Regions from separate parts of the Homo sapiens genome. Here region 2 is linked to region 1. A link is an interaction called in ENCODE POLR2A ChIA-PET data of the cell type or tissue named here. Cell type or tissue: MCF 10A. All regions are shown on one strand. Links, peaks and the distances in the headings refer to the core of each region. The heading gives the core; the rest is flanking DNA.

Region 1 (2,890 bases), core at 1-2,500:
AATATATATTGTTCCTAAGATAATTGATCTAAAACATTTAACATAATACCTGGCAGATAGTAAACAATCAAACCTTAGCCATCATTATTATGCTGAAACTAGTATTTCTTTCTTTTTTGTTTGAGATGGAGTCTTGCTCTGTCACTTAGGCTGGAGTGCAGTGGCATGATCTCAGCTCACTGCAACCTCTGCCTCCCGGGTTCAAGCAGCTCTCCTGCCTCAGCCTCTCGAGTAGCTGGGATTACAGGCACCTGCTACCACGCCTGGCTAATTTTTGTATTTTTAGTGGAGATGGGGTTTCACCATGTTGGCCAGGCTGGTCTCGAACTCCCGGCCTCAAGTGATCCGCCTTCCTCGGCCTCTCAAAGTGCTGGAATTACAAGTGTGAGCCACCGTGCCCCCAGCTATTATATAGTAGGCCATTTATTTATTTATTTATTTATTTTGAGACAGAGTCTTGCTCTGTTGCCCAGGCTGGAGTGCAGTGGTGTGATCTTGGCTCACTGCAACCTCTGCCTCCCAGGTTCATGTGATTCTCCTGCCTCAGCCTTCTGAATAGCTGGGATTACAAGTGTGTGCCACCATGCCCAGCTATTTTTGTATTTTTAGTAGAGAAGGGCTAATTTCAGATTAGCCCATGTTGGCTAGCACCATGTTGGCCAAGCTGGTCTTGAACCCCTGACCTCAGGTGATCCGCCAGTCTTGGTCTCCCAAAGTTCTGGGATCACAGGCATGAGCCACTGTACCCAGCGGCCATTTCTGATAATTATCAGAGATCATGAGCTCTATATTGAAGTGGCAAACCCAAAGTATCTTAGAAATCTAAAGTAAAATGTCTGACATTATACAAATTCACTTCTCAATTACCTATAACATGTGAGCCCAAAAATTCAGCATATTTAACTCTCTCTATATATAGATATAGTTTATAAGAGTAGGCTTGAGCAAAAGAGAATACATTGTGCAGATCTAACACTTATATAATTACTAGCAAGCTAGAATGACATTTTACCAGATTACCAGAGTAATTTATAATAATTAAACTGGGGGGTGCAGCCAGGAGCGGTGGCTCACACTTGTAATATCAGCACTTTGGGAGGCTGAGGTAGGCGGATCACTTGAGGCCATGAGCTCAAGACCAGCCTGGCCCAACATGGCGAAACCTCGTCTCTACTGGGAAAAAAAAAAAAAAAAAAAAAAAAAAAAAGCTGGGCGTGGTGGAGCCTGAGGCAGAATTGCTTGAACCTGGGAGGTGGAGGTTGCAAGTGAGCCGAGAATGCACCATTGCACTCCAGCCTGGGCAACAGAGCAAAACTCCCATCTCAAAAAAATAAATAAATGGAGAGGGTGGGCAGGGAACAATTTTTAAACAATAGTTGTACTCTGTTTTGCTTAAAAGAAATGTTACTAGTATCAAATTAGTCATTTTTACAAAAGCTGTGACTAGGCCGGGTGCGGTGACTCACTCCTGTAATCCCAGCACTTTGGGAGGCCGAGGCAGGCAGATCACCTGAGGTAAGGAGGTCGAGACCAGCCTGGCCAACATGGCGAAACCCCGTCTCTACTACAAATACAAAAATTGGCGGGTGTGGTGGCACGTGCCTGTAATCCCAGCTACTCGGGAGGCATAGATACGAGAATTGCTTGAACCCTGGAGGCTGAGGTTGCAGTGAGCCAAGATCATGCCACTATACTCCAGCCTGGGTGACAGAGAAAGATTCCATCAAAAAAACCCCAAAACAAAAAACCAAAAGCTGTGACTAATATACAAACTATATAATCAACCTCCAAATACCAAAGTGTTGACTTCTTAACCATTTGGCCACACTGTCATAATGCTATGCAATCCCATTGTTAATTTTTTAATAACCCAAACATAAATAAAATAAAAAAGCCCCACATCCCTCGCCCTGTGGCAGCACATAGCTGGCACAGAAAAAAAAAATCAACCTATAAAAGGGGAGACTTGTATAACAAAACATGTAATTTATTAATGAAGGTTTCAAAATGGCTCTAGTCCTATGACTAGAAAGAACTTCCCCTAGCCTATTTGTTCAACAAATGTTTGGGCAGCCTGCTCTGTTCCAGGTACTGCAGATAAGTAGATAACAACTACAGTCTGATGAGGGCTTCTTTAAATGGCTTAAAGAGCCCTACATGACTCAACCCCTGCCTGCCTCTCTAACTTCATTTCTTCCTTTTCTTCTCATTTGCTCACTGTGCCCCAGCCCATTTCCGCTGTCTGAATGTGCCATGCTTCTTCCTGCCTCGGGACATATGCACCTGTTGGCCGATGTGGCAATAGTAATAATTCTTCTTTTTTTTTTTTTTGAGATGGAGTCTTGCTCTGTTGCCCAGGCTGGAGTCCAGTGGTGCAATCTCGGCTCACTGCAACTTCCGCCTCCCAGATTCAAAGGATTCTTCTGCCTCAGCCTCCCGAGTAGCTGGGATTATAGGCACCTGCCACCACACCTGGCTAATTGTTTTATTTTTAGTAGAGGGGGTTTTGCCATGTTGGCCAGATTGGTCTCAAACTCCTGACTTCAGGTGATCTGCCTGCCTCAGCCTCCCAAAGTGCTGGGATTACAGGCGTAAGCCACTGCACCTGGCCAATAGTGATAATTCAGTCCTTACAATGTTATGAAATACATAGGTACTATTGTTATTCATTTTATACGTGAATAAATTTAAGGCATAAAGAAGGTATCCTGGTTGGCTGTGGTGGCTCATGCCTGTAATCCCAGCACTTTAGGAGGCTGAGGCAGGCGGATCACCTGAGGTCAGGAATTCGAGACCAGCCTGGCCAAAATGGTGAAACCCTATCTCCACTAAAAATACAAAAATTAGCCAAGTGTGGTGGTGGGCATCTGTAATCCCAGCTACTTGGGAG
Region 2 (2,916 bases), core at 87-2,586, 430 kb after region 1:
TTTTGTGTTTTGTAGAGACAGGGTTTCACCATGTTGCCCAGGCTGGTCTCAAACTCCTAGGCTCAAGCAATTTGCCCACCTTGGCCTCCCAAAGTCCTGGGATTACAGGCATGAGCCACCGCACCTGGCCAAAAACCGCACTTTATGCGGAAACAGCTAGAAAGCAAATGTAGAGCCTGAAACTCCGCGGAGGAAGATCAGAAATGAATTACAACATCTTTCTACCTCAAGTTCTACATGAGCAAACACTGATTGAGGGAGTCTGCTATTATTGCTTGGAAAGTCTGCCAGATCCCAAAACAGACTGAACCTTTCTTGAATCTGGCTTCAAGAGTTTTTAGTTCCTGAATCATTCATTTTTAGACTCTATGGAAATTGTACCTTGACTAGCAAGAATGAAGGAAAGCAGAGGCATCTGAAGAAAACATCTCACAACAATGGTATTTATCATCCTTGTTTTAGGGGTTAGAAACCAGAAGAGCAAAGATTACTGAGATTTGTCCAAGGTCACATTGCCTGGAAGGGGCAGATCGAAGACTCAATGGGTGGGCCTGACTTGGAAGCCCTTGTTACCGGAACCTGAAAGAAGCTTTAAATACGCAGCCATGTTGATGAATGGAAGGACACCCCAAGGAAATTTGCATCTGAGAACTACTTGAGGACTCTGGATGAAGGTCTGTCTCAAACTCAACTTTTCAGGTTTCTTAATTCAGCATCGCCTCTTTGCCCCTCACCATGATTCTCTTTCTATCGTAGAGGTTCAACCCCTATATCCTCTGTGATTTTCAGTGATGAAGTATCTTCTATCCAGATTTTGTACCCTTTCTCCCAAACTGCTGGTAAATCCTTTGCCCAGTATTTTGTCTTCCTGGAATCCCTTCTTTCTTTCACCCCAACTTGACTTCCTAGAGAAATAAGCAGCACTATTAAAGGTATAGGTAAAACGATGAAAAGTGTCAGAATATCAGTCTTGGCTTTTAAAATTAGGCTGATTCAAGGGTGGGCATGGTGGCTCATGCCTATAATCCCAGCACTTTGGGAGGCCAAGGCAGGTGGATCAAGAGGTTAAGAGTTCGAGACCAGCCTGACCAACATGGTGAAACCTCGTCTCTAATAAAAATACAAAAATTAGCCAGGTATGGTGGTGCTCACCTGTAATCCCAGCTACTCAGGAGGCTGAGGCAGGAGAATCGCTTGAACTGGGGAGGCAGAGGTTGCAGTGAGCCGAGATTGCGCCACTGCACTCCAGCCTGGGTGACAGAGCAAGACTCTGTCTCAAAAAATAAAATAAAATAAAATAAGACTGATTCCAGAAGCCTACTCACTTCCGAGTAAGCAGACTATGGAATTTAAGAGGAACTACCACTTAACACTGAACAGAGGAGTGACCCTAAACAGAAAAACCACCTACCATCTCTGAACTAGGAATGACCCTTAAGAGAGGAACTACCTCCCACTTCTGAATTGGGAACTGCACCATTTTCACTGCACTTCTGCAGTTTCTTCAATGATTTAGTCCTGTTCTTTAAGGCCCACTTATGAGTCATGAAATATTTTGGCTCCAAAAACAACAGGAAGTACCTTAAATCTTGACTAAGGTTGTTAAGATCTGGATTTTTTCCAAGAATCAAGGGGATGAAGAGGAGTACAGAGGTTAAGGTCTTTATAGTTTCAGTACAAGCTTAGGGCACAAGTTAAGCTTAACTCCAAATAGCACTGACTCACACAGCCAAGATGGCAGAAGTGCCAGCTGCATTAAAGAAGAATACTGCTACCTGAGTCTGGGTTTCATTTCCTCTGAAATATTAACTTGGCCTAGGTCTATATAGCTGCTGGGAATGATACACTTGCAAATACTGCATATGTTAAAAACATAAGGATGAGACCTAAGAAGGTACTAGAAAGAGTCAGAAATAGGATTTATCCCTGGGAATCCTCAAAACAAATACATATTTTTCAAAATTAAAAAATTTAAGAAAAGAAATTGGATTCATCTGACTTGTCCAGGTTGTTTCTAAGTAGTTTCAAAAACTGATTTTAAGCACACATCTGCAATCTACAGATGTATACTCGATTTTGGGAACCTGCGTTCTTAAAATAAGTGTGTGTGTGTGTGTCTGTGTGTGTATGTATGTATTTTAATCTCAGTCTAACCAAGGACAAAAGTACTTGTATACAATAAATGCTTGACCAAAAAAGGTTTAAATAAAGCCTTTAAAAATCCCATTTCCTCCTGCCCCAGAGACTGGGCAGTTGAATGGGAGAGAATGCAGGTGAACTGCCTGATAACAGTGCCTGTAACAGGGTAAGTTAAGTTCTGCCATTCAGCCATCATTGCTGAGAGGCAGACTCTGGTGCCGGATGCCTGGGTTTGAAATCTCACTATCTCTGCTACTTACTGTATAGCCTCAAGGCAAGATACTTTACCTCTCTGGAGATAATGGTGTAGCTGAGCTAACACAAATACAGATCTTAGGTAAGTGTTTGGAACATAGTGATACATATATTTACTATTATTATCATATCTGGATTTAGTCCATGAGTTTAATCTAGAATAGCTGCTCCTGGGTAGGTTAGCAAGTTCCCTTCTGACACAAAAACTGGACCTCTCACCTCAAATATACTTTGTGGATAGAAATTATGTTTCTAGCCAATAGGATGGACTCTTTCTGTCTCAAAAGTGGAATGCATGAAGACAGAGGCAAACTGCAGGTTGAGAGTACATTATCTGCTATGCAGTCAGTCACCAGATTAGCTCAGTACTATAAAAGTATGATATGAACTCAGAAATCTAAGTAGATGTTCTTTGCTGCCTGTACCTACCCTTGGGTGGAACAGTCTCTTTAACTATCATCACACTGACCAACACTGCTCCAGCTAGGTCAGTAAATAGTACCTTGCAGTCCTTTATCCCTC

Evidence for each region. Peaks named below come from ENCODE experiments on the same cell type or tissue, not always from the same donor. Only the 100,000 strongest peaks of a DNase experiment are listed, where the experiment ranks them.
Region 2: POLR2A ChIA-PET joins it to region 1 with 6 read pairs; 1 of 35 experiments calls an interaction of 5 or more read pairs at or near these places.

Annotation. Positions count from the first base shown.
Region 1 is chr14:74,060,874-74,063,763 of GRCh38, forward strand. The region is part of intron 11 of BBOF1 (basal body orientation factor 1); the gene reads left to right. The region is part of intron 11 of ALDH6A1 (aldehyde dehydrogenase 6 family member A1); the gene reads right to left. Among named protein-coding and RNA genes, the nearest start is that of ALDH6A1, 22 kb to the right of the region's middle. In MCF 10A, for the core only: no CTCF peak of the experiment used is centred there; DNase peaks (open chromatin) are centred at 1,298, 1,428 and 2,178.
Region 2 is chr14:74,487,437-74,490,352 of GRCh38, forward strand. The region is part of intron 1 of NPC2 (NPC intracellular cholesterol transporter 2); the gene reads right to left. Among named protein-coding and RNA genes, the nearest start is that of NPC2, 4.4 kb to the right of the region's middle. RefSeq lists an enhancer at 354-1,553. In MCF 10A, for the core only: no CTCF peak of the experiment used is centred there; a DNase peak (open chromatin) is centred at 1,575.